Regions from separate parts of the Mus musculus genome. Here region 2 is linked to region 1. The links are chromatin loops, found by intact Hi-C in ENCODE. Cell type or tissue: heart. All regions are shown on one strand. Links, peaks and the distances in the headings refer to the core of each region. The heading gives the core; the rest is flanking DNA.

What was found. Peaks named below come from ENCODE experiments on the same cell type or tissue, not always from the same donor. Only the 100,000 strongest peaks of a DNase experiment are listed, where the experiment ranks them.
Region 2: it touches region 1 in a loop (4-fold over the local background); 19 of 42 quality-filtered maps call a loop at or near these places.

The regions. Positions count from the first base shown.
Region 1 is chr12:108,414,023-108,429,892 of GRCm38, reverse strand. It overlaps Eml1 (echinoderm microtubule associated protein like 1), which reads right to left and starts at 7,077. Exons shown (of 22, transcript NM_001043335.1): 1 at 6,632-7,077. The coding sequence starts at 6,698. In heart, for the core only: CTCF peaks have their summits at 6,904 (motif pointing right) and 7,183; DNase peaks (open chromatin) are centred at 6,842 and 7,202; H3K4me3 peaks cover 1,888 bases; H3K27ac peaks cover 1,365 bases.
Region 2 is chr12:108,365,141-108,381,010 of GRCm38, reverse strand. It overlaps a transcript of Eml1 not described here. Among named protein-coding and RNA genes, the nearest start is that of Cyp46a1, 39 kb to the right of the region's middle. In heart, for the core only: a CTCF peak has its summit at 10,245; DNase peaks (open chromatin) are centred at 8,560, 10,000, 10,130, 12,850 and 2 weaker places; H3K4me3 peaks cover 1,489 bases; H3K27ac peaks cover 6,334 bases.

The sequences.
Region 1 (15,870 bases), core at 2,916-10,915:
TTCAGGGCATGAAGAAACTCCTACAGCAGGTGTTATTTCTCTTTTCTTCGACATACATCCCAACTACTTCTTTTAAATTTAAAAATATGTGTGAAAGGGACTCTCATAATCTCAGAAATAAATTCTATATGATTAGTGATAGCTTTTAAAACACAATTTAGGGTTTTTTCCCCCACTCCAAGCACTTGGCTTGTTTATAATGTCATAAATGCTTGTGGTTACTTATAAAATGGGCTTCTCGCTGGGTGGAGGGCCCGTGCGGCAATTAGGCATCCTCCCATGGGCAGGGCACGCACCCTCACACTCCCACGCAGGCTTTCCCTTTTGATTTGCCACCAGGGACCCTACCCTATCCTTCTAAGTCAGAGCTCTGCCATCGCATGAGAGAGAATGTGTGAAAGTTTAACACGGGCTTGGAGATGCCTCAGTGTCCAGGTGGTTCCTCCGGAGTTCCTAGATCCAGCTAGAACTTTTAAAGTTTTAGTCATTTCGAAAAACTGACCAGAAGTCATAGCTAAGAGACAGCCACCGGTATTACCGACATCAGAAGTGACTAAGATGATTAATAAGGGGGCTGCTGAGATGGCTCAGTTGGTAAAGGTAACTGCCATTAAGCCTGATGACCTGAGCTCAGTTCCCTGAACCCACACAGTGGAAGGAGAGAGTCAGTCTCTGCAAGCTGTCCGCTAGTCTCCATCCACATGCAAGGCAGGCACAAACACTCATGCATATGCGCGCACGCATGCGCGCGCGCACACACACACACACACACCACGTAAATAGAAATGCAATTTAAAATTTTTAAATATTACTATTAAATCACTGTTAATTCTTACAGGAGAAATAAATGGAAATTAAAACAAATTTGTAGTTGGAAGCAGCTCCTCACGCCTTTAACCCCAGCACTCTGAGGCAGAGGCAGGCAGATCTCTGAGTTCGAGGCCAGGCTGGTCTACACAGTGAGTTCCAGAACAGCAAGACCTAAATAGTGGGACCTTAAAACAAACAAACAAACAAACAAACAAATAAAAAACAAATTTCCATTTCAAGGTGAGAGAAAAATAATACCCAGTAGCTGGAAAGACCATCCTACAATGATAATGAAATTCAAGCAGGCAGGTCAAGTAGGGTTGACTGGCCCTGGTCATTAGCAAGAAAAGAAGGCCCTGGCCACCTTGGAAAGGCAGGAGACATACTACTCTGTCCACACAGAGTCCAGAGGGAACCTGACAAGATTTTTCTCAACATCTCCTTCAAAGGGAATAAGGAAAGTAAAGGCTGTGAGCCAGGGCCATACACTTTAAAGCTCTGTGCTGCCTCCAAGCTAACTGGCAGTGAGTGCGGTACAGGTTATATTGGGTTGCCCTTTGAGAGAGCACAGCCTACAAAGGAAATTCCCCCCAAACAAAAACGTTACTAACAGTAAAAAGATAAGGGCAAGAACTTGGCCATAATCAGGTAAAATACAAGACTTTTAGGTAAACTGAGGCAGTGTGGAGTATGACCAGAGAAGGAGTTGATATCATGTCAGACTGGATTGGTAGGGTGACATGCCTGGCTCCACTCAACAACCATGCCAAGATGGCTGCCAAGATGGCTGCCAAGCCTGGTGACCCAGTCTCCCAGGTCCCACGTGGCAGAAGAAGAGAACTTACTCCCCAGAAGAAAAGCTCTGACTTCTATAGGGGCAGCATGGGGCCCCCAACGGCCCCACACAAACAGTTAAAATGTAACTAAAAAATAAACATGCCAGGGCTGGCCAGAGTGGCACAGGCTGGTCCATGTGGTCCCACCACTCAGGATGTAGGGACAGGAGGTTCAGTGTTCTTATTCAGCCTGGGCTCCATCAGAAGACGCTGTTCTCCAAACACACAACAAAAACCAGAAACGCCATGTCTAGATTCCCATCCACCTGTATCGAGTTAAAAAGCAACGCAAAAAGAAGGAAGCAGGTCTAGGTGGCACAAACCAAGATTAAGGGTCTAGAACGTTGCAGAATGAGCAACCCCCTCCCCTCCTCCCCCAGTGTCTATGTTGTCCTGGAACTCACTATGTAGACTAGGCTGACCTTGAACTCACAGAGATTCACCTGCCTCCGTCTCTGCCTCCCATGAGTACTGGGATTAAAAGCACGCCCCACTTTGCCCTGCAAATTGTTTATGTTAACGTTTAATCAAAAGAAGAATCTAGAAGAGGGCTTGTGGGCTTCAAACACAGGCTGATCCACTGACACATGTAGGAGATTAAATCTGATTGTTACAGACCCAGAGAACAAAATGGGGGCCAACTTTTGGCTCCAAACAAGACCGGATGGTCTGAGCTGTACAAAGGAGTAGTGAGGGCATCCATTGTCACAAGAGGTCCAGTGCACCAGGGGCAGGGCAGAGGCAGGACAGGAGGGCTCTCTATTTCAGCTAGAGCAGCTACATCTGTCTGATTCACCTTTGGAGAATCAGCTCAAAGGCCTAAGAAAACAATCAAGGCCATGAGATTACCTGCTGAGCCAAGTGTCTGCCCACTGAACTCCTGGTGAGCCGACAGACAGAAGTTTCTATGGACCTACAACTCTTATTTCCTTCCTATTCTAGTCTCTCTTGGATCTTACTGTTTTATCAGCAAATGTTAGACAAAGAGCTTGATACTTATATCTCAGAAGATTCAGATAGGCTCATTAAAATATAAACCCAGTGTTAACACATAACATAGAAATTCCATTCCTAATTAGCTGCCCAAGAGAAAATAAGGATGTACGTCCACACAGAAGTGAGCATTTTGGTATAGCATTATTCATAACAGGGAAAAATATTTTAATGAAGCCCATTATTGTGCATACTTAATATATGACGATTAAAAACATCTTTGGGGGCTGGAGAGATGGCTTAGTGGTTAAGCGCGTGTACTTGCAGAGGGCCTAAGTTTGAGTCCCAGCATTTAGGTCCAACAGCTCAGAAACATGCAAAAATCCAGACGCAAGGGATCTGACACCTCTGGCTTTCACAAACACCTGAATTCATATCACATAACCCTCCACAGAAATGCACATATGCAAAATTAAAACACGTCTTTTATAAAAACATATATTATATATTTTAATATCCAGATTGCATAGAGAATTAATGGTTGTCAGGGGCTAGGGTACTAATTGCTAATGGTTACTATGAATACTTTTTGGTGTGGTAAAAATATTTGTTTCCCAGAACTATAAAAATCAATTAATAAAAATAAAATAATGGCCTTTAATCCCAGCACTCGGGAGGCAAAGGCAGGCGGATTTCTGAGTTCGAGGTCAGCCTGGTCTACAAAGTGAGTTCCAGGTCAGCCAGGGCTATACAGAGAAACCCTGTCTCAAAAAACAAAAAACAAAAAACAAAAACAAAACAAAATAAATAAATAAATAAAATAAAATAATGGTTGGTGAGATGGCTCACTGGGTAAAAGTGCTTGCCCCAAGACTGAGACCCTGTGCTTCATCCCTGGTGTCCACATGGTGGAAGGAGAGAGCCTGTTCTCTCAAGTTGTATTCTGGCCTGAGCACACGTGTACATGCTAGGGCCCACTTTCCAGAACTGTTTTCATTATAACATTAAGAAGCAGTGTGTGGGGCTAAGGAGATGGCTCAGCGGGTAAACCGTGCAAGCACTAGGACCTGCGTTTGAATCCCCAGCACCCACTATAAAAGTCAGGTGCAATGACACATACCTGTACCCCAGAGTTGGGGGGCAGGAGATTGCTGGCCAGCTATTCTAACCAAAACAGCCAGCCTCGGATTCAGTAAGAAAGGCCTTCTCTCAAAAGTGAGGCAGAGAGTGATAGACACCAGATGCCAACCTCTGCCCTTCACATGCATACGCAGAGATGCATGCACCTGCCTCCATTTGTGCATGCACACGTACACACACCACTCCCCATACACACACACACACACACACCTGCACCCATATGTGCATACACATATACACCACTCCCTCATATACACATACATATATATACATGCACACATATATGCATACACATACCTGCATACACAGCACTGCCCCACACACCACAGACACACACACACACACCTGCACCCATATGTGCATACACACACCACTCCCCCATACATGCACATACATTCACATGCATCCATATATGCGAATACACACACATACACACACACACACACACACACACACACGTGTTTGAGATTCCCAGATCACTTAACAAATTCTAAATATTTAGAAGAAAAAAATGTACAAGATTTCTACTTAAACGAGTGAACAGACTCCTAAATGATGTGCATGGACAGCCTTTTTAGGAGCCTGGAGGCTTCTGAACTTCCTTGTTGGCAGCCAGTAAAGACCAAGTACCCGGGGAACAACAGGAAACAGTTGAGAGGCAAGATTAGAAATCTCATTGCTAAGGGGAGCATCTCTCACTGATGTGTCTCCCACCTGCACTTTGTCCTGTGACATCCATTCGCTGTGTGCTGCCTCTCCTGAAGATGACACAGTACAGCTAAGATTTTTGAGTCCCTGTCACTTTGAAAAGCATGAGGTGAACTGGACATAGGAAAATGTGTGAGTTCACGTATTACCCTGCTGGGACCCGGCCATTGGGATGCAAATCTCTACTTTAAAAGGCAAAGGACCCTCTTCCCCATGCCCCTAGTGAAATTCTCAATGTTTCATTTAGTTCTTTTTGAGATGGCATCTCTGTGACCCGCTGCTTCAACCGAATCATTGTCATTGTAATTAACTGAATGGTATTCATTTATATTTTTACTTCATGAAAGCCTGCTGACTAATTTCACAGCAACACATTTGTTTCCTACGACATCTCTAGATAACAGCCATGTCTATCCCCCAAAGTCTCTTTGGTTTTAAACTTTCATCATTAAGGTAACCCCAGAAAATAAATACCGCAGAGCTAACTCTTCAAGGGAAGCACATTCAACAGCTGTTTGTGTGGTTTTAAAGCACCATTCTTGTTCTATTTTAGAGCTATTTGTTCTTCAATTTGTCACCTCTCTAGCATGTTAAGAGCTGGTTTTCAGCTTCCTTCCCACATCTTCATTACCAGCCAAATATCATACCAGTATCTCTAAACTGGCAATTGATAGAAGGCAAGACACCAAAACACTCACAAATAAAACAACTGTATGACTGAGCTACCAAAGAACCTGGGTGTCCTCCCCTGAAGAGCTGCCCCAATTAAAAAACAAAACAAAACAAAAAGTGCCCATTTTCATACTCAAAGTCAAACTGTCAATAATATGCCCACATACAGGTACATAAAGGTTTTGTGCCTGGCTATCATTCCTTTTTTTGAGCTTCATGCCTCTCACAACCAACACAATGAGAATCCACCAGAACTATGCTAAAGGTTGTACCTACCTTGGACAGCAAAAGTAACTGTTCAGACGTGATTGATTATCAGCCAATTAAGGAAACTATTCAAAGTGCTAATTGAAGAATCTAGACAACCTACCCGGGAGCAAAAAGATTCCCATGAGTCTACACTGTAAAGTATCCCAGTGATCGGCGGAATACCAAATACAGTCTATCTGCCCCACATGAAAATCATAAGCTGAAAAACCCAAGTACGTGTATACATATAGTCATTAAAAGAAAAAGTCAAATTCCACCAAAGAAAAATAGTATATTGAGTGAATCAACACATTTGTTCCTCTTAATGCTCTCGTTTGCAAACAGGTGGTACTAAACAAGAAATGTTTCCCTAGATGACAATTACAACTGCAATGTAATTTTTCTCCAGTTGTTCAAGGGTCTGGGATTGAAATTTATCCTGACTGCACTCGAGAAAATTCTGTAAAATCCACATTTCACCCTTTAACAAACTTCTGATAAAGCAATAACTCCCAACATGCAAAAAAAAAAAAGTGTGGTAAACTTTTGTGCATGAATTATCGCACATCATGTTCTGATAAAATATGCAGAGCGCGGTGAAAAATCTTTCCCAACCCTGCTACAGAGACTATAAAATCTTTACAGCATGTATGATTCTATATATTTTTAAGATGCCATATTGGTAGCGCGGTGGTCTCCTCCCTGTAAAACCTGCCACACACATAGTCACATATAGGGAAAAACAAATCTATGATGCCGTAAACAAAATAAATAAGGTCTAACACTTTTAAGCCAGGTCCACCCAGGCTCTGGAGCACATTAAACCGTGATGATTCCATCCAAGTGACCCCAAAAGGATTCTGGAGGTCCATCTGCAGCCAGCCCTGCGTGCATCCTGCAAAGGTTTTGTTCCAGCAGTGATTTGTTTGCTGAGTTCTGCATCCAGCACCGTCCAAACAGATGTGAGTTTGGAAGCGAAAGAGCAACACGTCCCCGGAACGCCGAGGTTGCCCGGGCCTCCCGGCTCCGGGGCTCCCGGGCTCTCGCGCGCGCTTTCCGCCGCTGCATCCGCTGGGGCTCTGGGAACCACAGATCCGCCCTCGCCCGGAGCCTGGGGTGGGCATGGGGGATCCCGGGAGCCCGCAGCCGGGGAGAAGCGCGGCCCCGCGGCCCCAGCACAATGCGCCGGCGGGAACCAGAGCGACTTGGCGCGGCCTCGCCCGCGGCCCGGCCTGGCCCTCGCCACTCGGTCCCCGTGCCCCTGTCCTCCCGCCCACGCTCACCGTTGCAGAACTGCAGCAGCGAGGACGTGTCGTACAGGCTGCTATAGCTGGAGAAGCCGTCCTCCATGCTGAGGCCGGGCCGCGCCCGCTCCGGCCGCGCTCACCCACACACTGCGCCCTGCCGAGCCGCCGCGGCGCTGGCGCTGGGGCCGGCCCTGCTGTGGCTGCCGCCGGTCACCATGGCAACCCGGGCCCGCCGCCGCCGCTGCCGCCGCCGCCGCCGAAAACGAGCACCCGGCACCCGCGCTGCCCGCGAGGGGGCGGCCTCGGTGGCATGGTCCGGAGGAGACGTGGCGGGCGGGGCGCAGAGCTGGGCGAGCCTGGGTCCCCGCCCTGGTCCCCTCCCTGGTCCTTGCTCCTATGATCTACAGGCAGAATGCTACGGGGTGGGGGTGGGGGTAGAGGGATAAAGGGAGAGAAAGCAAGGGACGCTTACAGCCCGTTCCCGGACCCCAGGGACCCTCTTGCCCACCCTTTCTCCCCCTCGAGCTGTCCCCCCCCCCCGGGACCCCGGACAACTGCTGCTCTAAACTTGGACCACGGTGGCGCTTGCTATCAGCATAGCGCCTCCCACCGGGCCACTTCCAGCAAGGCGTATCCCCTGGTCTGCGTGTTCTCCAGCTCAGGGCTTGTAACTCCACAAGAACCCATGTCCCTACCCCAAGAGGGGACCAAGGATGCAGAAAGAGATTATCTCATTCCCCTTCCTCTGTGACCAACTCGTATGACGCTGTCACTTTAGACTAAATTGTTACAGACCCATAGATCTAGGTTCACCATCAGGCAGAGAATGTCAGCTTAGGAATATTGTAAAAAGCAAACCCAAGAGTCAGTAGCACACCCAGCCTATATATACAAGCGCCAGCTAGGTTAACGATCTGAGCCTTACTCCCCATGGCTAGAAATAAAGATAATGCCAAGTGACAATCGAGAAAGCTAGAGAGAAAGGAATGCTTGAGCCGAAGGTGGGTTCTGTCCACTAGAGGTAAAATTCTGAAGTTTTCGGTATTAACTTCCAGACCTTGAATACAATAGTCACATAATAATAATGGACTAGAAAGTTATCAAGAAAACTTTCAGACCTCTCCGGGGCTCTGGGGTCTCTCACACTTCATTAGAGGACAAGGCTAGGGATGGGATCTGTCACTCTGGTCCTCAAAGATGTAGGCAGAAGAGATGTCATGCCTGGTCTCTGTCCTAGCTAAGGAGACCACACTTAGAAAACAAGGCTTTTGGTGGAAAATATGTTGTGGGTGGAGACGGAAGGGCTCCAGATGCTGCTAATTCAACTGTTACCAGGTGGGTGAAGGAGAGCTATGCTGGCAATGGTGCAAGAAAGAGGAGCGAGCCTGCTATCAGGCTCGGAGCTCTGACCTGACCTGAATGAGGGGCTCATGTTGCAGACATGTGGGGAAAGAGATTGGGCTGAGGGAAAGGGTCTAGACAAGAAGCCTGGAGGGAGGAGAACAAGACAGACTCTGGAGATGGAAGGACAAAAGAAAGACTCAGGCATCGGTGGATGGGTGGGTTAGAGGGCTGAGGTTGGGTGTGACCTGGACAGCCAGAGTCAGCACTTGTTATCAAACAACCCAGTGTGTTGTCAGTGCTCTAGAGACAAGACACCAAGAGCCCAGCTGATCAGAAGGAGGAAGGATGGAGGATGGGCTGTGGGGAGATCACTGTAAGACAGGCCCAGAAGGATGAGGAAGGTCAAGTCAGGGCAGCAAATCTTCCATTAGGACTCTGGCAGTTGTAGTGACAAGAACTGGGAGACCCTGGCAAAGGGATCATAGTGAACCATGGTTGAAAGAAGAAAGTAAAAAGTTGGCGAGGTGTTGGTATCGGAGCGATGGCAAGGCAGAGAATTTGGAAAGAGCAGCCAGGAAGCCAGCAGCTCCGAAGAGGAAATGGCCTCAGGAAGCCGCCAGCACAGAACTTCCAGGAGGTTGGCACTGTCATACCTTCTCTGTAGAGCAGCATCTCTACAGAGGACCAGGCTAGAGAAAACCCCACGTGCATGATGGTGGCAGAGGCCTCCAGGGGACCTGCAGCATTGTGGAGAGACAATGTAGTTGGGAAGTGGATTCCTGGATGCTGCAGGTAAAGACTGGGGGCATTCATGGTCCGTGGGCAGGAAAGAAAAATGAGACCAAGGAGGGTTGGCAAGCAGGTGCAGTCAAGAGTCCTCGCTGTCCCCTACCTGGCACCTGTGGCTCCTCTGCATCTGTAAGGGAGCTAGTTTCCGAAGGGACAGATTTAATGCCAGTGTGCACTCACTCTGAGCCCTCTTCATTTCCCCTGCTCCCCTCCTAACCTTTATGCTCTCTCCTCGATACTTTGCAGAAATACTTGAGGACATGCTGGATAGCTGGAATAAAGAGCTGAGCTGTGGGCCCGGAAAGTGAAGTAAGAACCTGCTGCCCAAGCGTGAGGCCCCGAGTGGAATGCCCAGGGCCAGAGCAAACTAGGTGTGGTAGCTCCCACTGGCAGTCCTGGCATCCCCATAGTAAGATGGGGCACAGACACGGGAAAGTGTGAGTTATGGGCCAGCTAGCCCGGCATGTTCAGTGCTAAACAACGAAAAGAAGCTGTGGCTCAGCCTTTAATCCTAGCACTCAGGAGGCAGAGGCCATTGAGTCTCTGAGTTCAAGGCCAGGCTAGTACTCTACAGAACAAGTTCTAGGATGGCCAGGGCTACACAGAGAACCCTGTCTCAACAAAACAAAATAAACAAAACAACAGCAACAATAAAAGATAGGAAGGAAGGAGGGAGGGAGGGAAGGAAGGAAGGAAGGAAGGAAGGAAGGAAGGAAGGAAGGAAAAAGAAAGAAAAAATCTCAAAGAAAGTAAAATTGGGAACTGAGACTCCAGGTTGTCCTCCGACCTCTGTAGCACACCACCGCAGGTGCATGCCTGAGCAGAGCACGCCCAGTTCACTGCTAACCACAGCAAGAGATTTTCTTACAGGATATTATTTCCAAGGGAGTGAAATTACAAATAACAGTTCATTCAGAGCCCAGGCCACTTGCTCCTGGGGCAGTAAAGACCATGATTACACTTTTAACCTTGGGGATTAAACAGTCCTGGTTTCCCACAATTATAAAATTTGGGTAAAAAAAAAAAGCAAAATTTAGAATAATTAGAAGGCTATACATTTAAGTCAATTAGGTATAATTTACATAGCATTATAAAAAGGATCTAAGATGTTCAAGGAAAGAAAATCTCTTAAAGGCTTAATTGATAATGTGTGATTTTTTTTGTGCCCAAACATTTTAACAGACTATTATTCCACGTCACTTTGAGATAATTTGTGACCTGAGCCCAGAAAATGTTGTCATTGTAATTAATGAGGTAGACTTTATAGGACAATGTAACCACAGTGCTCAGTGGGATAAATACCAGCATTTGTGTAATGTGTGAAAGAGAGAGAGAAAGAAAGAAAGGAAAAATGGGTGTTTTGTAGCCTTTATTCATAGAGAAACAATAAGAAAAATATCACCCAGAAATGTGAGGCTGTGTTACCTATTGTTTCATTCAACATTCTCCAAAAATATCTGCCCAGTGCCAGGCACCACACTCAGGGCTGGGAATGAATGAAGCACAGAGTACACAATGCTGTTGGGGGAGGAGGAGGGAGAGGAGGAGGGGAGGAAAGGGGAAGAAGAAGAAGAAACAGAAATTTCACTTTTGTTAATATGGTTAGAAGAATTGAAAGTAGAGATTTTTGTATAGCCACATGCATGCAGTTTTATGTATATCCAACAGGCAAGACAGCATTATGCATATCCACATGCATGTTAGCATCATGTATATCCACATATATGTAGTGTTATGTATACCCACATGTATGCCAGCATCATGTATATCCACACACATGCCAGCGTCATGTATATCACATGTGTGTCAGCGTTAGGTAGAGCCAGAAGGTGGGGATAACCTAAGTCTGCATAAAGTCCAGTGACGGACTGGATAAACAAAATGTGAGCTATCACGGGCTGGAGTATGATTTAAACTTTAAAAGGAAAGGACTTCTGACACCTGCTGCTGCATGGTTGAACTTTGAGAACATTATGCTGAGTGACTAAGCCAATCCCAAAGGATTAAATACTATAGGTTCTACTTGCATGACCTTCCTAGAGTAGTCAGGATCGAAGATGGAGCAGAAATGACAGATGGACACTGGGATGTGAGACTTAGGAAGCTGCTGCTTGCTGGGGTCACAGTCACAGTTTGGAATGATGAAAGTGTTCTAGCGGACTGAAGATGTGGTGTGGCAGTAAAGTGTGCTTGCTAAGCAAGCCTGAGGCCTGGGCTTCAGATCCCAGCAACAAATCAGAAACTAGGTGTGGTCCCATGCATGCCTGAAACCCCAGCAGTGAAGGAGATGGAGGCAAGAGGATGCTGAGCCTTAACATCTGCCAATGTAGCTGGAAAAACAAACAAAAACAACTGTGAGCTCCAGGCTCACAGAGACATCTTACCTTAAAGGAACAAGGCCCAGGGATGCCCAATTCCCTCCTCCGACCTCCATACAGACACATAAGCATATTCACACCCATGTGTACACACACACATACGAGAGAGAGAGAGAGAAAGAGAGAGAGAGAGAGAGAGAGAGAGAGAGAGAGAGAGAGAGAGAGAGGAAGAATACTGGCTGGTGTTGTGTGTCAGCTTGACAAAGGCTGGAGTTATCACAGAGCAAGGAACTTCAGTTTGGGAAATGCCTCCACAAGATCCAGCTGTAAGGCATTTTCTCAATTAGTGATCAAGGGGGAAGGGCCCATCGTGGGTGGTGCCATCCCTGGGCTGGTAGTCTTGGGTTCAATAAGAGAGCAAGCCAGGGGAAGCAAGCCAGTAAAGAACATCCCTTCATAGCCTCTGCATCAGCTCCTGCTTCCTGACCTGCTTGAGTTCCAGTCCTGACTTCCTTTGGTGATGAACAGCAATGTAGGAAGTGTAAGCTGAATAAACCCTTTCCTTCCCAACCTGCTTCTTGGTCATGATGTTTGTTCAGGAATAGAAACCCTGACTAAGACAGGAGGTATTTGGACATGAAGACAGAATACAGCATCTACAGGTAGCGCGGAGTTCCTCCCACATCCCTCAGAGGAGGCAGCCTTCTAATCTCTAGAATCACAGACAATAGAGCTAAAGTCACCCAGTGTGTGGCATTTGTCATAGAAGTCCTATCAAACAGACACACAGTCATCAGAGAATCTCAATGCCAAGGACTGGTTAGTTTGCAGACTCCACTCCCAGGCCTGGTATTAAAATATAAAATATGGAGTGTGGTGGGCCACAGCTATAATGACAGCACTTTGGAGGCTGAGGGACAGATGACTACAAGTTTGAAGTCAGTCTGGGCCACCTAGTGAGATCCTGGCTCAGAAATGGCATCTGATATACACAATACAATGTAAGTAAATGTATATTATACCCACGCATGATAAACGCTCTGTAAAATGAAAAACAGAGTGATTCTTAGCATCAATAGGGAGCATTACACTGTGGCTTCCTGCCTGCCTGACAATGCAACTGTCTGTTCCACAGCATCCCTGACACAGGGACACTCAGCCCCTCCCAAAACTGAAGAATCCCAGTGACTAAATAGATTTCTTTTTTCAATCCTAGATACCCTTGCCAAAAGAAAAAAAAAATGATCCTTTTAGGCTAGTTTATTCTGTCTGCCTGCGACATGCCTGAAGCTTCCAAGTGTGCAGAAATATCACAATATACCCTGTGTGGTGATCTGCCCTGTTGGTGCCGTTGCTCCAGGACTGAGACAAAGAGAGTTAACTCATGCCATTTCATCCTGTCACCCACCATTACATGGGGACATAGACTTTGTGTCCCTGCCTCAAAGGTCGGTGTTAGCATCTACGATACCCGGCCATACCATGTTAGCTACAAGTCCTGATCACAGCTTTCAGTCACGCCATACCTTGAGCACTCTGGATCAGACCAGCAAGCTCTCCCTGTCCTTAGTGCCCGTCTTCCTTTCCCATCAGCAACAAGGCTGCCCCAGCAGCAGCTCCCTGGTGGGAATCCCCATGCATATCCCCTGCCTATCCCCTGCAATTGCATACATATCTCTGACGTCGGTACCCTCCTCTCCTGGAGTATGTGCTTCTAAGGTTCACCACGACACAGTGTTACGTGAAATAGACCATCTGTAACTACCGATGAGTGAAGGAAGGAATGACTCCTCCAGGGAAAAAACAGTTTCCCATCATACACAATACACTCCCAAATGTGGACGAGAGGATGCATATCCCAGGATAACATTCTCCATTTGGGTACCTAGATACGTAGCATGGTCCATAGCTTCTAGACTCCTTACCTGAAGAGAGGCCCATCCCTAACACATGAGAACCTCTCTAGCAGTGTGGCTATCCTTAGCACCCAGGATACCGTGTCCTTATTGATGCACCTAAGATTCTCATTGACTTTATTATTGATATTGATGGTGGTGGTGGTGATGATGATATAGCCAAGGGGTGAATGTAGGCCCATGGTCAATCATAAACCTATCAGTCTTTTTCAAACAACTGATGTCAGATTTTCTCCATCCGGTGCTGAACTAATTGATTCCATTTTTCTCTAAAGACGGGATTAATCTTTATTCCTGCTACATGTCATGTTATTGGTTTCCACCCATCATTTTAGCCCAACTAAAACCTCTTCAACTCTCAGATCTGGCATTTGACCCACAGCTCTGTGACAGGAAGTGAGTATAGAGTGAGAAGTCCCCAGTGTCCCCTTCATCCTTGTTCCCCATAAGCCTGCTAGCAGAGCCTCTGGGGGAAGGGAGAGCCCTGCTCAGACTTCTGGGGAGGCCTCCCAGAGGTAGCCCTAGGTTTGTCCAACAAAAGATAAAGTTGCCCTGGCTGTCTCCTCAGCCATCTTAGTCCTCTGAACCAGCCCTGTTGATCTAGTCCCATGCAGAGAGGGAACGGATCGTCGGCTGTTAATGACAACCATTCTGCCAAGCATTTCCACGCTAGCTCTTCGCAGATCGGTTGAAAGCTTTTCTCAGCACCAATATTAATATGAAATGTATCATTGTATTTTCCATAATCCAACTTTCCCTCCTTTTGGGGGAGGGGGATGACGACCCTCTCTCTCTCTTTCCAGTTTTCCGTAATTCCATCTGGCTAAATTAAGGATTGTCAAAAGCCAGAGACTGTGTTCCCAGTAACTGAGCGACTCTCCACAGCTCTCTCCTCTTGTGAGTGCTTGTGAGATGTTTCTGCTATCTCTTCTCTTTGGGATGTTCATCCTTAGTGGAGAAAAAAAGACCCAGAGAGCCAAGTCCTAAATATGCAGGCCAGGATTCTGGGTCCTTGGTGACTCCCATCCTGAGTTCAAATGTCCTGGCTCTTTATCTCTCTCTCAGTTCATTGTAGGAAGGTGGCTTCTGCATTCCTATGAATTTCAGGGTCAGGAGTCAGAGACGCACCAACCAAGACACAGACCATCTTTCCTACAAACGTCTCAACCTCACAGCCCCGTTACAGAAAGGCTGACCCGTTACATTCCCACAGATAATAATTGTTCATCGACTGTTTACTCAAAGATGTTCTTAGCAATTTGCATCCAATCAAATGAGCTCGCACGTTCTGAAGTATCTGAGGTGAATTGGAAAACGGAAGGCAATTTGCAGCTGGTTTTCTTTTTTTTTTAAGATTTATTTTTATTTTTAAGTACGTGTACATGTGTGCATCTGTGTGTGCTTTGTGCACAGGAATGCAGATGCCGGCACAAGACAGAAGAGGGTGTCGTGTACCCTGGAGTTGGTGCTGGGTACTGAACTTGGGTCCGCTGCAAGGGTAGTATGCACTTTTAACTGCTGAGCCATCTAAAGTAGGTCTTCTTTTTTTTTTTTTTTTTTTTTTTAACTATGCCATCACATTGAGAAATCCTGGGCCTGTAAACATCTAAATATCCCACATACAATAACGTAGGCACCATGGGACATTGTACATGAACTTCAACTTACACTGTCTCAAAGGGACAAGTTCATCTTGAGACTATTTAGTTGTCTGCTCCGTTGTGTTGCCTGTAGGCTCCACGGCAGTTCTTGGCATGCTACGGGCTGACCACTGAGACGATCGGCTAACATCAGAGCCTCGCTCACCACAGTGGGCCTGGGACAGCCAGGTTCCTGCCTAGGTCCTGGCAAGTGTCTAGTTGTGTCCCTTTGACTTGCTTATGTATTCCAGTAAGGATAATAGATTGTATAGTCATTCCAGCTAGCGTGGAAAGGCTGAGAATCCATCCACATTGGGCACTGGGAGACAAGGCTGACATCCATATGCGCATATTTAAAATGCCATCTCGAAGCAGCAGAGTTTCGAAAAATGCAGTGAAGTTACTAGAGATCTGGATTTTTATCAGAAAAGTCAAGAGATAGATCCGTTTATGGGTTAGCTTGGGACTTGCCACCAAGCTCCTACAAGCTTGCTCATCTTAGGGGGAGCAGTCTAGAGTGATGTGGAGACGGGGATCCACAGAACACAGAGTCCAAACCTGTGGGTAGAGGTCAGAGGTCAACCCTAGGTGTCATTCTCCAAGCACTATCTATCTACCTTGTGCTTTGGAGACAGGGTCTCTCACTACGCTGGGGCTTCACAAGTAGCCAGGCTGGCTGACCAGGAGCTTCTGAGTCTAGTGTTGTGAATCCAAGTTCGACCCCTCATCTGGCTCATTTTTGTGGATGCTGGGAACCAAACTCAGGTTCTCATGCTTGTATAGTGAGCACATTGCCACCTGAACCATTGCCTTCCACGTGAACACTTGAGTCTTACTTCCCCAGTATCTTTGTGTGTGTGTGTGTGTGTGTGTGTGTGTGTGTGTGTGTGTGTGTGCGCGAGTGAATGCGCTCAGTGTCTTGATTCCTTCACACACCCCACCTAGAGACATCTATGGAACTGTCTTCTGAGACTGATGGCAGGAGAAGAGGTGCAGGTCTCCATCGAATAGGCCTTTCCTTTGAATAAGAACTGTGGAGATGACGGGGCTCTGGGCCTTTTCTCTTAGACACAAAACTCTAAATCTGTGATAACCAATCAACTTTCAACTGCACCTGAATGAAGTTATGGGATAAAGGCCCATGGTGGCTAAAGGCTCTCCATCCAGGGCCCCATAATAAATCTCCCATAAGGAAAATATTCCTACACAACGCGTCGATGTGTAAACACGTCTGTGTGTTGGCCAAGCCGGTGAGAAGCGTGTGTCAG
Region 2 (15,870 bases), core at 5,338-13,337, 51 kb after region 1:
CCCTGTTCCCTGCTCCACCCTTTGGTAAGCACCATGCTACACTCCATATCTACATGTCAATTCTTTTAGATTCCCTGTAAGAGTGAGATGGTATTTGTCTTTTGATGCTAGACTCAATATTATCTTGAGTAACATGATTCCATTCTACATTGTCAAAAATGGCTGGCTTTCTGTCCTTTTCACGGCTGACTAACATTCTATCATAATAGCCCACCCCTCTTTATCCATTCATCTACCAATGTAATCATCATTCTGGGCAAGGATTTTTTTTCAATAATATCTCAAAAGCATCGATAACAAAAGCGTAAACAGCCGAGTAGGAGGGGTTATGTCCCATGAACGAGCTGCTGTAGAGCAAAGGAAACAATCTCCGAGGTGGGGACCAACTCCAGGACAGCATACGATCGATCGCCATGCGATACCTGCAAAGTACAGTCAACCTCTGTGTCCCTGCCTGCTGCATCTGTGGATCCAACCAACTGGGAAACGGTATCCAAAAGCAAAACCTCATGGCATAGCTGGCATGTGCTACATAGTTAGGCCTATGGTCTCACTTATTGGACACATTGTCATTTCTTCCTAAACAGCACAGTGTGGCAGCTTTCATAATCTCTGCACAGTGGCAGGAAGTGTAAGTCACCTAGAGATGATGTGAAGTACTCTGGAAGATTAGTAAGCTGTATGCAAATACCGCATCGTTTCTATAGCAACTTGAGAATCCTTAGATCCCGGTATCCTCGGGGTTATGGAAGGGTGGCTAAGGGTCGCTGTATACATCTAACCGAGGATTAATGTGCAGGACACATAAGAAATCCATGGGGCTGGAAGGATGGCTCAGGGGCTAAGCATGTACATCTCTTGGAGAGGACTCTCATCAGGGAGTTCAAAACTACCTGTAACTCCAGCTCCAAGGGGTCTGACACTTTCCTGGCTGCCTTAGGCACCCCCTCATGTACATGACTATACACTCAGACATACGAAGAGGAAAGAGGAAAAGAGAGAGGGGGAGGGAGAGGGGCATCTTAAAAAGAAAGAAAGCAGTTCAAGCCAAATGTCATGGTTCATGCCTATAATCTCAGCGATGGGGCAAGACGAGTGCTGTGATTTTGAGGCTAGCCTGGGCTACATAGTGGGCTACAGACCAGCCTGGATTACAGCGTAGACCCTGGCTCATTAAAAATATATTTTAATTAAATTAAAAAGAACCTTGAAGAGTGGTGGTGCATCCCTTTAGTCCCAGCACTGGGGAGGCAGAGGCAGGAAAAGCTCTGAATTTAAGGTCAACTCCTGGTCTACGGAGTGAGTTCTAAGACCCTGTCACAAAAAAAAAAAATAAATAATAAAGGATAGGATCAAAGAAAGAAAGAAACTCAAATAGCTTCATAGTGAAGATCCAAGCAATCCAAATACAAAATGGGGAGCCAGACCTGATACTTCTCAAAAGAGGGCATTCAGACAGCCATGAGGTATGTGCAAACACCCTCAGCACCAGAGATCACCAGAGCAATGCAGAAATAACGGAAAGCCATCACCTTACACCTGTTAGAAGGGCTGGGATCAATGAGAAAAGAGACCAGAGAGACGGTTTCATGGGAGAGATGTGCTTGCCTCGCAGGCCCAAAACCCCAAGTTCAAAATCAAGAGCCTTTGTAAATGTGAATGGAGAAAAATGGACTCAGGTTGTTCTCTGACCCCACCCATGAGCTCAAGCACCGGTGGCCACACACACACACACACACACACACACACACACACACCATGTACCTACACACACGCATATCACTTATGCATAAACACACATGATCTGTACCCACATACACAAACACACACACACACACACACACACACGCACACGCACACTATACAAAACATTTTTAAAAGTTGAAAGGCTACATACAGAGGAGCCCTCACCATCCATGGCTGGTGGAAATATGAGCTAGTCCAGCCACTATGAAAATCAGTATAGTCCCTCAAAAAATTAAAAATAGACACACCATCTGATCCAGACATCTCACTCCTGGGGAAGTGGAATCAGCCTGTTTGGGACATCTGCACTCCAGGCAGCGCCGTCAAGACAGCCAAGAGACAGAAGCAGCCTAAGTGTCCATGAACAGACGAATGGATATTTTTGTGCTTTTAAGTGCAAATTCACGTCTGTGGCAGAGCAAGATGGCTTGAAAATTCTCGCCCCTTGCTTTGAATGATTGGCATTTTGAGAGTCATGTGACCTACAACGCACCCGTCTGCTAGCCACGGTTTACACAATGTGCTCTGAGCTTTTCATAATTGAAGTGGATTACTGTAGAGTTACAAAAAATGTTGAAGGGGGGAAACAACAGGGAAATAATTACTACTACTACTACTACTACTACTACTACTACTACTACTCACTCAGACACCCACCCTCTGCCTTCATGTACGTCATGTGACATGCTTTGGCCAATGAGATGCCAGCATAGCTATGCCCATCACTTCTTGTGGGGCCGTATGCTTGGCCATGCTGGTGTCTCTGCTCTCTGGACCCGGGTCGGTATGGAAGTATCCCAATAGATGCTTCTGTGTAAGGGACTGGATCTACCTGGACCAGACTAGAATGAACTTGGCATGAATGAAGACCTTGTACCACTACGAACCACTGCCGTTTGTGTTTTCCACAGCAAACTGAGCATGCGTGGGCTTTCAGTGCCGTCAGTGACACCCAAGAGGCCATTCTCATGAGTGTCAACCTCGAAAGCAAAATGGAAAGAGCAAAGGTGTGAGGCACTGCCTGGGTAGCCACTGATTGGTTAAACCTGCCTCAGCGACTTCCGGTACTTATTTAGACTTCCGGTGCTTATTTAGACTGTATAATCTCAAGAATAAAATAGTCTGGGGTTCAAAATGCTAATAACATTCTTTTAAAAAAATACAATAAATGAACCTGGTGAGATGGCACAGGAGATAAAGGCACTTGCTGTCAAGCTGACGGGCCACAAGGTAGATGAAGGGAACTAGCTCCTTTACATTGTCCCCTGACCATAGGTATGCACATGTGGAAGCATGCACACGCACACGCGCGCGCGCGCGCACACACACACACACACACACACACACACACAGTGAAAAAAATAAAAATACAGAGCCTAGCAAGGTGTCTCAGTGGGTAAATGTGCTTCCTCCAAGCCTGATAAACTGAGTGTAACTCCTGGGACCCACGTGGTGGAAGGAGAGAAACCACTCAGACAAGCTGTCTCCTGAGCACCACACATACATATGGCACACACCCAAACTGTGCACACACATATACATGCAAAATGAATAAACAAGATATAATAAATCCAAACAAATAGAACATCTTGCTCTCTCAACCATGCTCAATTCCACTTGACCCAAGATTCCCATATTGAATATCTAACGGCTCCCCTGTATGCTTGCCCTGGGATTCTTCCCGTAAGCAGGAAGTCCTCGTGGGTTCCGGAGACACTGAAGCAGGGTTCAAGCAAGGAGAATTCATTCATATGTTGCTAAGAGTTAAGATCATGTGTGAGGCCCACACTGAGCCTGTATGAGCCCTACACATGGCGAGGGAGGGCACACGCACGCAGTTATTTGTGGCTAACCTGAGGGATTTGGGACCAGTGAGTGTCAAATACAACACATAACTTACCCGAATCCAGAAGGAGAAAGAGGCCTACGCCAGAACGCAGGATAATGAGGGCGTCAGTTGTCCCCAAACACCCAATACCTCAGCACTCCCACAAGGGGCATGAAACACAGGACAGGCTGGGCTGGCATTCTTCAGGAATACTGCCCAGTGAGATAGCAGGAGGTAGAGGGGTGCTCCAACATGCAGTGCCCCTAGAGCTGCAAATCTCGGGGAAGGGTCCCTGAAGAAGGCAGACCCTCCTCCCGTGTCTGCCAGTAGCCTGGCTTTGAACGGGAGGGACAGAGTGAGATCCCTTAGCACAGTGTTGGGGTGTGGTGGGACCTGTTAGAGAGAGCAAGCGCCCTGAGAACGGTTCACAGGGCCATCGCCGGTCTTTCTTTCTCTCTTGGCCTCAGTTTCCCCCTGCATACTGTGGATACTATAAGCCGAAAGTGTGATATAAATATGATAAAGGACAGCAATGAGAGAACCCATCCAGGACTTCCACCTGTAACTGCTCTCTCCACACCCGACATCTCCCAGGAGGCAGTGCGGTGATGCTCAGGTCAATCCCTTCATGTCAGCTGTATCTTGAGTGTTCACCACAACTGCAGTGATCATTTAAAGAGAGCCACCTCCTCCCTCCTGCCTCTCCCAGACTCCTCATTTATAGGGAAGTGACAGGCATCATTTCATGGGATCCCTACAATGTCCCAATGTCACAGTGTCACCTCCACCTCACAGCTGAAACTAAGAAGTTCTGCTGGATGGAATGGAGGTAGACAGGGAGGAGCAGAGGGAAGGGAAACTGGCATCAGGATGTGATGAATGAGAGAATACAGAAGTGGAGGAGAGGGGCTGGAGAGGTGGCTCTGTGGTTTAGAGCACTGACTGATCTTCTAAAGGTCCTGAGTTCAAATCCCAGCAACCACATGGTGGCTCACAGCCATCCGTAATGAGATCTGATGCCCTCTTCTGATGTGTCTGAAGACAGCTACAGTGTACTTACATATAATAAATAAATAAATCTTAAAAAAAAAAAGGCGGGGAGGAGAAGGGTGACGAAGAGAAGGGGAAGAAGAGGAGGAGAAGGAAGAAGCGGAGGAGGAGGAGGAGGAGGAGGAGGAGGAGGAGGAGGAGGAGGAGGAGGAGGAGGAAAAGAAAGCTGTTGAAGTTCTGCTGGCTCCTCCCCCACCTCTTAACCTCCCGAGTCTTTTTCCAGTGCCTCTGTCCACAGCACATCAAACATTCGGGTCCCTCCTGGTTGCAGTGGCCTCCCTGGCTCCCTTCTACCTATAGAACAAATCCTGATTGCAGTTACCTGACTAGGCAGAGGGACATCAGGAAGCCATGAAACCCAGAAGGCAAGCAGCCTGAATTAGAGCCTCAGGGCCCAGAGACCACCCTCTAAGAACAGTGTCCCAGCCAGCTTTGTGGTTTGCATCTTGAGTGTCCCTTAGAGGGATGTGGCCTAGAAATATTAGGACCCTATCCCCTCCCCCACCCCCACCCCTCTGCTTCCTGTGTTCACACCACAATGTCCTGCCTGCCACAGGCCCAGAGCCACAATTCCAAGTGACCATGTGCTGAGGCCCTACGGTGAAGCCAAAATGGCCCTTTCCTCTTTGTGATGGGTTAGTCTTGGGACTTTGTTACTGTCGCAGAAAGCAGAATAGCAGAGTATTTGGGCATCTCCTCCAGAGATGCTTACCAGGCTCTGACGCGGAGTGTCAATCATCCGGTCAGCGGCCACAGAACCTAGGCTGCTTTGCTGTCTCTCAGCCTTGGGAACACAGAGATCACATCCCTCTCTGCAAAGCCCAACCAACTCTGCTTTTGAAGAAACTCCATTTTGTGGGAGACCAGGGGCTAAACTCCAACTCCAGAAAGAAAACCATGAAGTCCACTTGAGCAAACATCCCAACAGCAGGGTCAAGGTACATAGAGATAACTCGAGACATCCTGCAGAGAATAGATAACCTAGCCATCCTGTTTGTCAGGTGGTTTGCCCCTATGTTCAGTTCCTAAAGATTACTCCAGAAATGTAGTTTTTAAAAGATTATCTTGCTGACCCGTATAGAAATTCCCCAAGCTTGATGTAACTACAATAAATGCCCTGCACCCCTAGACTCAGGCTCTCTCTGACCTGCTGTAATGAGGTTCACGAGAGTCCTTGTTTGAGAACTAATAAAGACTCTTATGTGTTTACATCGCAAATGGCTCCTCGGTTGTCTTTGGGGCCCCTGCAACTTGGACATGACACCTCCTCTTGCTGTTGTGAGCCCAGCTCATGAGTCTTGAGAAGCACAAGGCAGGGAGCTTGGCTCAGATCCTCAGAGTAACCCAGGCTAGCCCAGACAAACTTTTCTACAGCCAGTGGCCTGAAGTTATCTTGAAGGCCTCCTCTATGTCCCAGAGTCACTCCTGGGTCCTCTTTGTCCCTTTCACAGTGTCTGCCTACCCGGAATCCAGGGCAGAGACAGCTGTCAGGTTTGTCCTCCGAGGTCTGCACAGCTGCTCTGGAGTCTTGGGCAGCGTGGATTTGAGGAGTCTCCAGGGAGAAACTCAAGTCAAGCCGGGGTAAGGAAGGAGGTGGAGGCGTCTCAGTGCCTGCTTAGGGACCCCACATGAGGCCTTGGGAGAAAGCAACCGGGTCTCTTGTGGGCCTGGAGGAAGCAGGTGCGTTATGGATGGCGCCTCAGTGTCTTCGGGCCCTAGGCTTGGGGCAAAGCCTCTGAATTGAGGCAGAGAGCCAAGTGCTTCAAGAGATGAGGATCAGGAGACCCTGCGAGGATGTCAGAGCCTTCTTAGAGAATCTCTTGGCAGTGTAGTATGAAGGGAGCTGACCTTGATAGAGCAACCCTCCCCCAACGAGAGTATCCAGAGCAGCCATCTCTCTAGGGACAAGTGGTGTGGCTGCACTGGAATTGGCAGACGCTACATGGAAGGAAACAGAGTCACCCAACAACCAGGTGCACACTCAGCTACTGTCCCCACACACACTCAGCTACTGTCCACCACCACAAACAGAGTCCCCCCCCACATGCTCTCTAACAGGACAAATGTTCACCCATCAGGTAAGTGTCTTGCCCAAGGCCACAGAGCCAGTGAGTGGGAGCAGAGATTTGAACCCTGAGCTGGTTAGACTACTTTCCTTGCTCTCTGATATTGTAGCACCCTGCTCTTAACGCTCAGACTTGCTTGGTTACTTTGTTTCCCCTCCTAAGCACAGAGAAACTGACAGCCCAGAGGCCTGCCAGCTCCTCCTACCGAAAGGGACTGAATGTTGTAAAGAATGTTGGACTGTATGGAATAAGTCACTTTGTATGTCCAGAAGGTGCTAAGTGCAGACCCAATGAGAAATGGGGCATGTCTCTATTTTACCACTGATGAAACTAACGCTTTGTTTGGTGAAGTGGTGCATCCAAGAATCGCTTGCACCCAAGGAGTAGAGCCTAGTCTGAAACACAAGCTTTGAAAAAGCTGTGCCTTCAGTGGGTCGGCAGTTCCTGCTATAAATACAACGCTGACTCCTGGGTAACCTTAAGCCTCCTGTAGGCTTGCCCGCCCAGGCCTAAGGCCATAAATCCCAGAGCCTGCGCCGCCCGCTGTGCTCCCCTCTTGACGGAATTTCCTCCCATGCCCTAACAAGGTACCACATTTTTTTTACAGGCTCCAGATGATTGGAGGCAGTGTTGAGCTACCTAGCAATCTCTGAAAAGAAGGGATGTGGCTGAAGGCAAGATGACACTCCTGGAATAAAGGACCTAACCTGGGTCAAAGACAGACCCAGCACAGAGAATAGGGGTTCTGGGTCCAGCCTCTGCTAGACCCTACAGCAGACGATGACCTTGGGCATGTCATCTGCCTGCTGGACTTCATCTCCCTTGCCTGAACAGTGGAGTCACGTCATTTGCCTCTAGGCAGTAAATGGCACGTCCAAAACACCCAGGACTAGGAAGGTGTCTGGGTATCGTCATTCCATTTTCTGCCCTGTAGCTTATTTATTGCCTGAACTATAAACCCCCTCACACTGCTAACAAAGACTGGCATCATTTTAATGGTGCTACAAGTTTTGGATTCTTTTACTCTTACTGCGTTAAGAAGAACAGAGTCCCTTCGATGGCCCCTTTGAGTGGATTTGCCCAAGGGCTCACAAGCCTCATGAATGTTGAGACTGTTTTTACAGGCCCTGAGACCAGTTAGGGACAACAGGGAGATTCCACTGAGCCTCCTGGATCTGTTGCTGGAGGCAGGCATCCCAGAGAAGCCTGAATGTCTGGAGATGAATTCCAGGAGACTTCTGAACAGAGAGTCTCCTCCGCTGCAGGCTGCAGCCTTAGTCTCGTTTGGTTTTGTTGTTGTTGTTGTTGTTGTTGTTTGGGAAAAGGTCTCTCTCTCTCTCTCTCTTTCCATTTTGCTTTCTGTTGTTTCTGGTTTTTGAGACACAATCTCTCTGTGTACCTCAGGCTGGCCTAAAGCTTGAAATCCTCCTGTCTCAGCCTCCTCAGCAGGACCTGCTTATATTCTCAGATGAGGCTCTGTGTCAGACCCATAGAAGGAAGACAAAGAGCACGGCACTGCATTTTACAGCCATAACGATTCCAAGAGCTTGCGCAGGGTCTCTTGTCAGAGCTGAGCCAGGACAAAGCAAACCAGTACTGACCCCACCCCCAGACAAAGAAGAGAAAAAGAGTATAAGTCCTCTCCTGGCCCCAGGCTTCACATACCATGCACACTCAGTGCCGTACCACGATCCTGGCAGCCTAAATATTGTCTTAGCCTTCCTGAAATACTCTACCTACGGGTGGCTTTACAGACTGCTAAAACTAGGGCTCTGTCCCTGGTGCAGGGAGAGCTATTCCGGGTTTGTGTCAGGTGTGGGGCCAGGCCAGCCAGCGACGGACGCTGGCAGCTCCCCAGGCACTGGTGGCCTCCGCAACCATAGGAGTAAAGCTTGGCGGCCGGCTCTGCTGGCGCCCGGTGGAAGCAGGCGAGGGCAGCCTGCTTTTGTCCATGTCTCCATCCTGACACACAGGCACATACAGAGCCAGGCCCGGAATGTCCGTCAGATACCACAGGGCCTCCCGGGACAGTCTGGCATGCCTGTGAATGCCGAAGAATCACCAAGGTGAGGTTTTAGGATAAAGATTCTATGGGCCAGAGCTGAGCCATGTCTTAACTAAGGACACCAAGGGAAGATGCCCAGGCCATGTTTGCTACTGAGCATCTGCTCACAGTACCTTCTTATCCTGTCTCAGAGGAACCGCTGCACTCATGATACACTGACACCAGCAGACACTTCTGTACATTATCATAATTTTCGCAAACCGCACGGTAGGTGTGTAGCCACATCTGTTCTCATTGCCACCTACAGACACTGAAGCTCAGAGACATAAACCAGTTGCTCAAGACCGTAGCCTGGACCACTTCCCATGGTAAACACTGAGTATGTAGTTCTCAGCTTCTACTATTTCAGGTAGCTAATCCTACACACATCAGGGTATATGGGTAGGAACTGGATTCCGACTGCATCTCCTCCCACCTGTATCCCCAGCCACCTCCATGCAGCCCAGGAGGAATCCTCAGGAGCTGATCAGAACATCCCAGTGGGCTCAGGATCCCGGAAAACCTCCCAGGACCTACGAGATTGTCCCAGCTTAATGCTTACACCCCTTCCGTTGCATATGGTGTCAAAGGTCATACACCCTGCACCCACTCTAAAGCCCAGCCCACAGCTTGATCCCTGAATCCTGTGGTCAGCCCTGCCCCTTCTCCAGGCTGACAGCCCAAGAATTTGTTAGAGGTAGGCTTCCTGCTAAAGCCTACTAGGAAATCAGGGGGTGCGGCCAGGGCTGAGCTTTGAAACTCAAACTGCCTCGCTAGGCTGCAGCTACCAGGAGTCAAGCTAAGAGGAAGGGGTCCCCACTTCACTGCTGCCTGCAGCCCGTGGGGGGCCGGGTGCCCTTGGTGACCGGAGGCCTTGCCTTTGCAACCGGAGCCATGGCCGGTAAATATAGCACTGCCACTCACCAGCTGAGGGGCCCTCGCCGTCCGACATGGTGGGGGAGATGGGCAGCCAGCTGGCCACCAGCCTGCGGGGACACTCAGAGCCCTCAACAGCCGTCACCCACCCAGCCTGGCTTGGGACTGTTCCGTGTCCAGCCCCTAGGCAGTGTCCTGCCTCGCCAGCCTGGCCACCCCCCCATGTTGGGCTGGGCAGATAAGAGCGTGTTCCCCGTGCCAGGAACCTGTGCGATTGGTGGATAAATCTAGGCACTGCCCTCCTCTGCCTGGGGCCTCTCCTCAGCAGCCCCAGAATGTTGCCCGAGAAGCTACTGCACCCCTGGGTGCTGGACCAGTCTCTGGAAACCCAGCTCTGGAGACTATGGAATGCCTTTTCCTCTCTCCTGGTGTCTAGTCCCACCTACTGAGTCAGGACCATTTATGGACATTTAGTGAAGGAGGATCCCAAGGGACGCTGCCAGTGAGTGTGTGCTGGTTCCAAGAGGCACACCGAGCACAGCCACCCAACTTCAGTTCACTCAGCTTTCCAGACAGCCACATCAGGTCCATGTCACAGACAGGGTTAAGTGACCCTGAAGGGAAACCAGCCCTCTAGGGGTGTAACCGGGATCTGGAGCCAGGCTGTCTGTCTCCGAGGCATAGGAAGCTTTGCCTTTGTTTAGCCAAGAGCACCCACATTTCTGGACACACACAGGGTACTTTCTGCTCCACCCATGTTGGGGAGCTGTGTGAAGGAGCTCCCAGCAGGAAGTGAGTAACTTCTGTGCTCACACAGGAAACGTGTGATTGATAGAACACACCGCTACAAGCATTTAGTATGTGCTTGCTGTATGCGTGACTAAGAGTCAACCGAGTCCCCTCCTGGTTCCCAATAGATAGGGGCAGTTCTGCTGTAGGGCCATGGCTCCCAGGGGTATCACCCCAGTGTTGGACTCCCTGTCTTATCCCCCCGCCCCTGGGACCAGGGATCATTCCAGTTGTGAGACCCATGAAGTAAAGCAGCTCAAAGAAAAAAAGGGTCTCAATCAGAGAGAGGGAGAATGCTTTCTTTCTTCTTTAAAGATTTATTTATTTATTTTATGTCTATGAGTACACCGTAGCTGTACAGATGGTTGTGAGCCTTCATGTGGTTGTTGGAAACTGAAAGGACCTCTGCTCGCTTCTGTCAAGCCTGCTCACTCCGGTTGTCCCCACTCTCTCAGGTCAATCCCGCTCGCTCAGTCCCTGCTTGCTCTGGCCCAAAGATTTATTATATTATACATAAGTACACTGTAGCTATCTTTAGTCGCACCAGAAGAGGGTGTCAGATCTCATTACAGGTGGTTGTGAGCCACCATGTGGTGGCTAGGACTTGAACTCAGGACCTTCGGAAGAGCAGTCAGTGCTCTTACACGCTGAGCCATCTCGCCAGCTCCTGGAGAAAGTTTTCATGCTTTCCCATGAAAACATAGAGTTGTTTGGCTCTAGCCTCCATTCCAGGAATGTGAGCCAGAAGGTACAAAGGAAGAAGCGGCAGTCCCCAGCAGGGGATGGCAGGGGTCCCCAGTACAGGCTGAAGGTAACTGCACTGTCCAGGCAGGAAGTATATTTTCCTGCAGAGGAAAGAAATCAAGGCAGGAGAAGCCAGGCGAGCTTCCCAGAGGAGGAGTCAGATACTGATACTGAGGGCCACTGAACCTCAAAAGGAAAAAAAAAACTAGTTCTGGGCCCCCCTGGAAAGTCTTGCACGGGCACTGAGGCCTTTTCTAACTCAGAGGCCACAGAGGGCTGTGATCACAAGGTCTCAAAGGAAGTCCTTTCCAGGAGAAGGGAGGACGGAGGGCTGAAGAGTCACAGCTCCCCTCACCCAGCACTGGCCCACGGGCCAGGAAAAACTAGCAAAGGAATTCAAAACTTCAAAGGCTCCTCTGGCCTGGCCCATGTCGTGTCCTATGCCAGGTCCTTTCCCTTTGTTCTCCTCCTCCTCCTCCTCCTCCTCCTCCTCCTCCTCCTCCCTCTCCTCCTCCTCCCCCTCTTCTTCCCCCTCCTTCTCCCCATCCTCCCCCTCCCCTCTCCTCCTCCCCCCCTCCTCCCCCTCCTCCTCTTACTGTCTTGAGGCATCTCAGGGGTCCACTGCTCCTGCTCCTGAACTCTACCAACCCTGACCTTGCTGTGGTCAGTGCCTGGTCCTTCCTGCGCTTAGCCCTGTTGTGTGGATGGGTAATAAGTTCATCACGGTGGGAAGTGTGCAAACAAAGCTGAACAGCCTGGCTAGAGACATAAAGGAAGTCCAAATGTCAGGCCGGGCTGGAGTCAATGCTGCCGGAGTCCCTTGAGGGTAACTAACTAGCCACCATGTTTGCCTGGCATGTACCCAGTTTTACCCTTGAATGCCCTGCCTGCATCCTGCGAATGTCCTCAGTCCCAGCAACAAATGACCTTACTGTGTCCCTCCCAACTAAGGCTTTAATTCTAAGTGATCAAAGAAGAGGCAAAGCAGAACCCGGGGGACTGTCTCTAGAGCCCTGGGGTCTCCATCTCCTCCTCACCACATCTTCTCCTTCCTCAGCTCAGACCAAAGCATGTAGTGCTTGCAGAATAGGTGCTGTGGAGAAGTCGGAGCTGGGGCAGCCACTACCTTACAGTGGGAGGGGCCCTGCCTTGGGGTGTGGTGGTTTGAATAAGAATGCCCCCAACACCCCCCTGTAGGCTTATCTATTTGAATACTTAGTCCCCACTTGGTGGAACTGTTTGGAAAGGATTAGTAGACTGGCCTTGTTGAAAGGAGGTGTGTCAAGGAGGGTGGGCTCTGAGCTTTCTTAAGCCCACACCATTCCCAGTTTGCTCTCTTGTGCTTGTGCTTGTGGATTAAGACATGAGCTGCCAGCATCTGCTCTAGTGTCCTGCCCGCCTGCCTTCTGCCATGCTCCCTGCCATGATGGTCATGGGCTCTAACCCTCTGCAACCGTGAACCCCAAATTAAATGCTATTTTTATGAGTACTTTGGTCATGGTCATGCTTTTGGCACATGGTGCATCCTAGTGTGATGGCACTTATAGAGGAGGCTCCACAGGGATGCTTACCTACAACCCTGGTGGGCAGACTTCAGGACCAGGGCTGGAGGGAGCCTGGTGGCACATGAACCAGGTCAGATGCCAGCTCTACATGGGCCTCCCAATCACTGGACAAGCCTGGGCCCAGCCTCCATATGCTCTCTGCCACCAGCTGCCAAAGGAAGCTTCTGCCTCCTTCCCTGGAGCCGTCTCTCTGTCTGGCTCTGCATTCCCACCCAGAGGGACAGCCCAGTGTCAGCTCCTGTGTGCAGGCTATTTCCCCTTCCTGACCTTGGCTCCAAGCCCCTTCCTGTTCTCTTTATTGTGAGAACATGTGTTAGGAGAAAAAAAAAAAAAACAACTTGGTTCTCTTGCCTTTGAGGTCAATAGTAACATGCGAGTGAGCCCACTGCATGTATGAGAATCTGTGAGCAGGTGGCTGTGCATGTGTGTATACGTGTGCTTGGTGGTGGGCATGTAGGGTATGTATGTGATGATGTGGATATGTGCTCCCATGGAATCGCGTATACATGTACATACATGTGCCTTACATGTATGGAGTGTGTATATGCATGTAAGGCAAGCACTTGCACATGTTCAATAGGACCTCTACCAGTTCATGCTGAAGTTGACCATGTCTGAGCCCACCAGCTCCCAGGACTCACAAGCACCTGGTGCCAATTTCCACAGTATGGTGGGGGACACAGCATGGTGGCCACTCCCAGGGCTCTAACAAGGCTCTGTGCAGTCTCCTGAGGCTCCAGGCTGGTGCATGTGGAGGGGCTGAGGTCAGGATGGCAGGGCAGGTGGGGCATGTGGTCGAGGGGTATTCTATGAGGGACTGTTCACCAGAATCCTAGGAAATATCAGGGGTAGAGGTGAGCAGGAGGAGGGCCTGGCATGAGAAAGAGCTCATGGCACCTCAAGAGTGGCACGAGATTGGCTGATGGCAAAGTGGAAACTTAAGGATTCTTTGGAAAGTCAGTTGTGTCGGATGGTGTTTTGCTGGGGCAAACATGTGAAAGAGTGTTTTCCTGAAGCAGACACAGGTGAAAGACTAAGGCAGACTCGTGAAGGAACATTTAGCTGAAGCAGACACAGGAGAGAGGATGCTCTGCCAAAGCAAGCCTACGGAAGGTCACGTGATGAAGGAGCCTTTGCTAATGACACACATGTATTGGTCTGCCTTACACTGCGGACGTAGTTGAACTGCATTGCTCAGGACTCCATAGAGAAAAAATGCACCAAAAAACTTCTAGAGGTGTGCCGGCTTTTTTGCCTTTTTGCCGCTTCCTTGGACTGGGGTTGACTGGCAGAGTGATGTCAGCTGAGGCAAGACCCATGGAGGACACGTGATGTTTGGAGGGAAGATATAAAGAACTTGATGGACAGTGATGGAGACAGAGCTTGGCTTGCTTACAGAGCTAGCTGTGTAGTGCTTGTGGGTCTCAAGTCTTCACTGATCTTCACTTCCCTGAGAGGCACAGGCAAGAACTTCTCCTGGTGTTCCTCCAGGTCCCTCCTGCTGACTTGAACCAAGGCTGAGGCCTGGCTGTCTCTGCTGTGTAGGGCCACCACTGCTGATTTGTGTTTGCTATGCTGATTCTACCGAAATGGACTGCTAGTGATTCCATGAAGTGTGGTGAGTGGATCAAGCTGCCGCTGCTGACCTGTAAACCGAACTGCCGATTTCCAGACAACACAGAGGGGAGTTGCTCCAAAGAACCTTTCTAAACAGGTCCACTTCCCACCCACCCCTGTATCCTTTCTTCCTCACTACCTCTGATGGGTGGTGGGCTACAAGGGAGGTTAAAGCATTTAAGAACCTTCATTAAAAATAAAGTTTGAAAAAGTTAAAGTTACAGGTGAGATGAGAGATGTCAGTGGAGTTGTGACCTTTGCACGAGAATAGGGTATAAAGGGTCACACATTTACCAGACATCAGTGGGGTCCAGCCCTAGGCCTGGAGTCTGGGTGACATGATCAGAGAGGATGCCTCCTTCCTATCCTCTTTCCCTCTGCTGGCATTCCCATTCCCATGGGTCATATGCCTGGCCAGGCCTTGGGAGTCCAGGGTCTCCTTTCTAGAAACACACTTCTCCCTTGATTTTGGGTGAGGGAATACACAGCTTCCCTTGGCACCTCAGTGGGTGGGAACTGAAAACCGGCCCATGTCTGCACCGAGCAGTACTTCCTGAGCAGGTGGCCTTGCAGAGGAGGCCTGGCCTCAGTATGTGGGCCAAGCACAGAAGGAAGGCTACTTGCCTAAAGCCTAACCTGGGCGGTGATTACCGCGTGCTCCACCAACTCTAATTCAAACAGACACCTCCTCCAGATAGGATAAGGTCAGACACACCCAGCTGCACACAGCCTGAGACACACACACACACACACACACGAGACGTACAGGGAGACTCACATGCATCTTATATGCAAAGAGGAGACTATGGGAACATACAGAGATACTGTGAGACCCAAGCAGACACAAATGCTTACACACACAAAGGTTCACATACATGGGGTTCATATATATATATATATATATATATATATATACACACACACACACACACACAGTCACAGACACACACACACACACACACACACACACACACACACACACACACTGTGTGCTCCAGCACAGTTCTGGAAATTAATTCTGCACACACCCCGTGCCCACCCCCACCCCAGCTTCCCTGGCCCAGCCCCAAGTACAAGTAAAACACTCCCTGGGTGGCCTCCAGGCTCCAGGCCAGGAGAGAGGCCAAACAGGCCAGGCCGGCTGCTCTAGTGTCCCTGGTGGGAGGAGAGACAACCTGCGGCTCCTCATGTCAAAACCCTCACATCTGCTTTAGGGCCTTAGGAACTCTACCTTGTGGTGAAAACAGAAAGAGGCTCATGGGAAGGCTTCCTGTCCTGGACAAGGCCCCTGGGTGCTGAGGCCCCCACCCTGCCTTGGGCCCTGTGACAGGGAAAGCCCCCTTAAGATGTATCTATAGAACTGGGACCTCCAGCTAGAGTGATGGCTCAGAGGTTAAGAGTACTGACTGCTCTTCCAGAGGTCCTGAGTTCAAATCCCAGCAGTGACTCACAATCATCTGTAATGGGATCCAAAGTCCTCTTCTGGTATGTCTGACAGCTACAGTGTACTCATGTAAAACAAACAAACAAATAAATAAATAGATA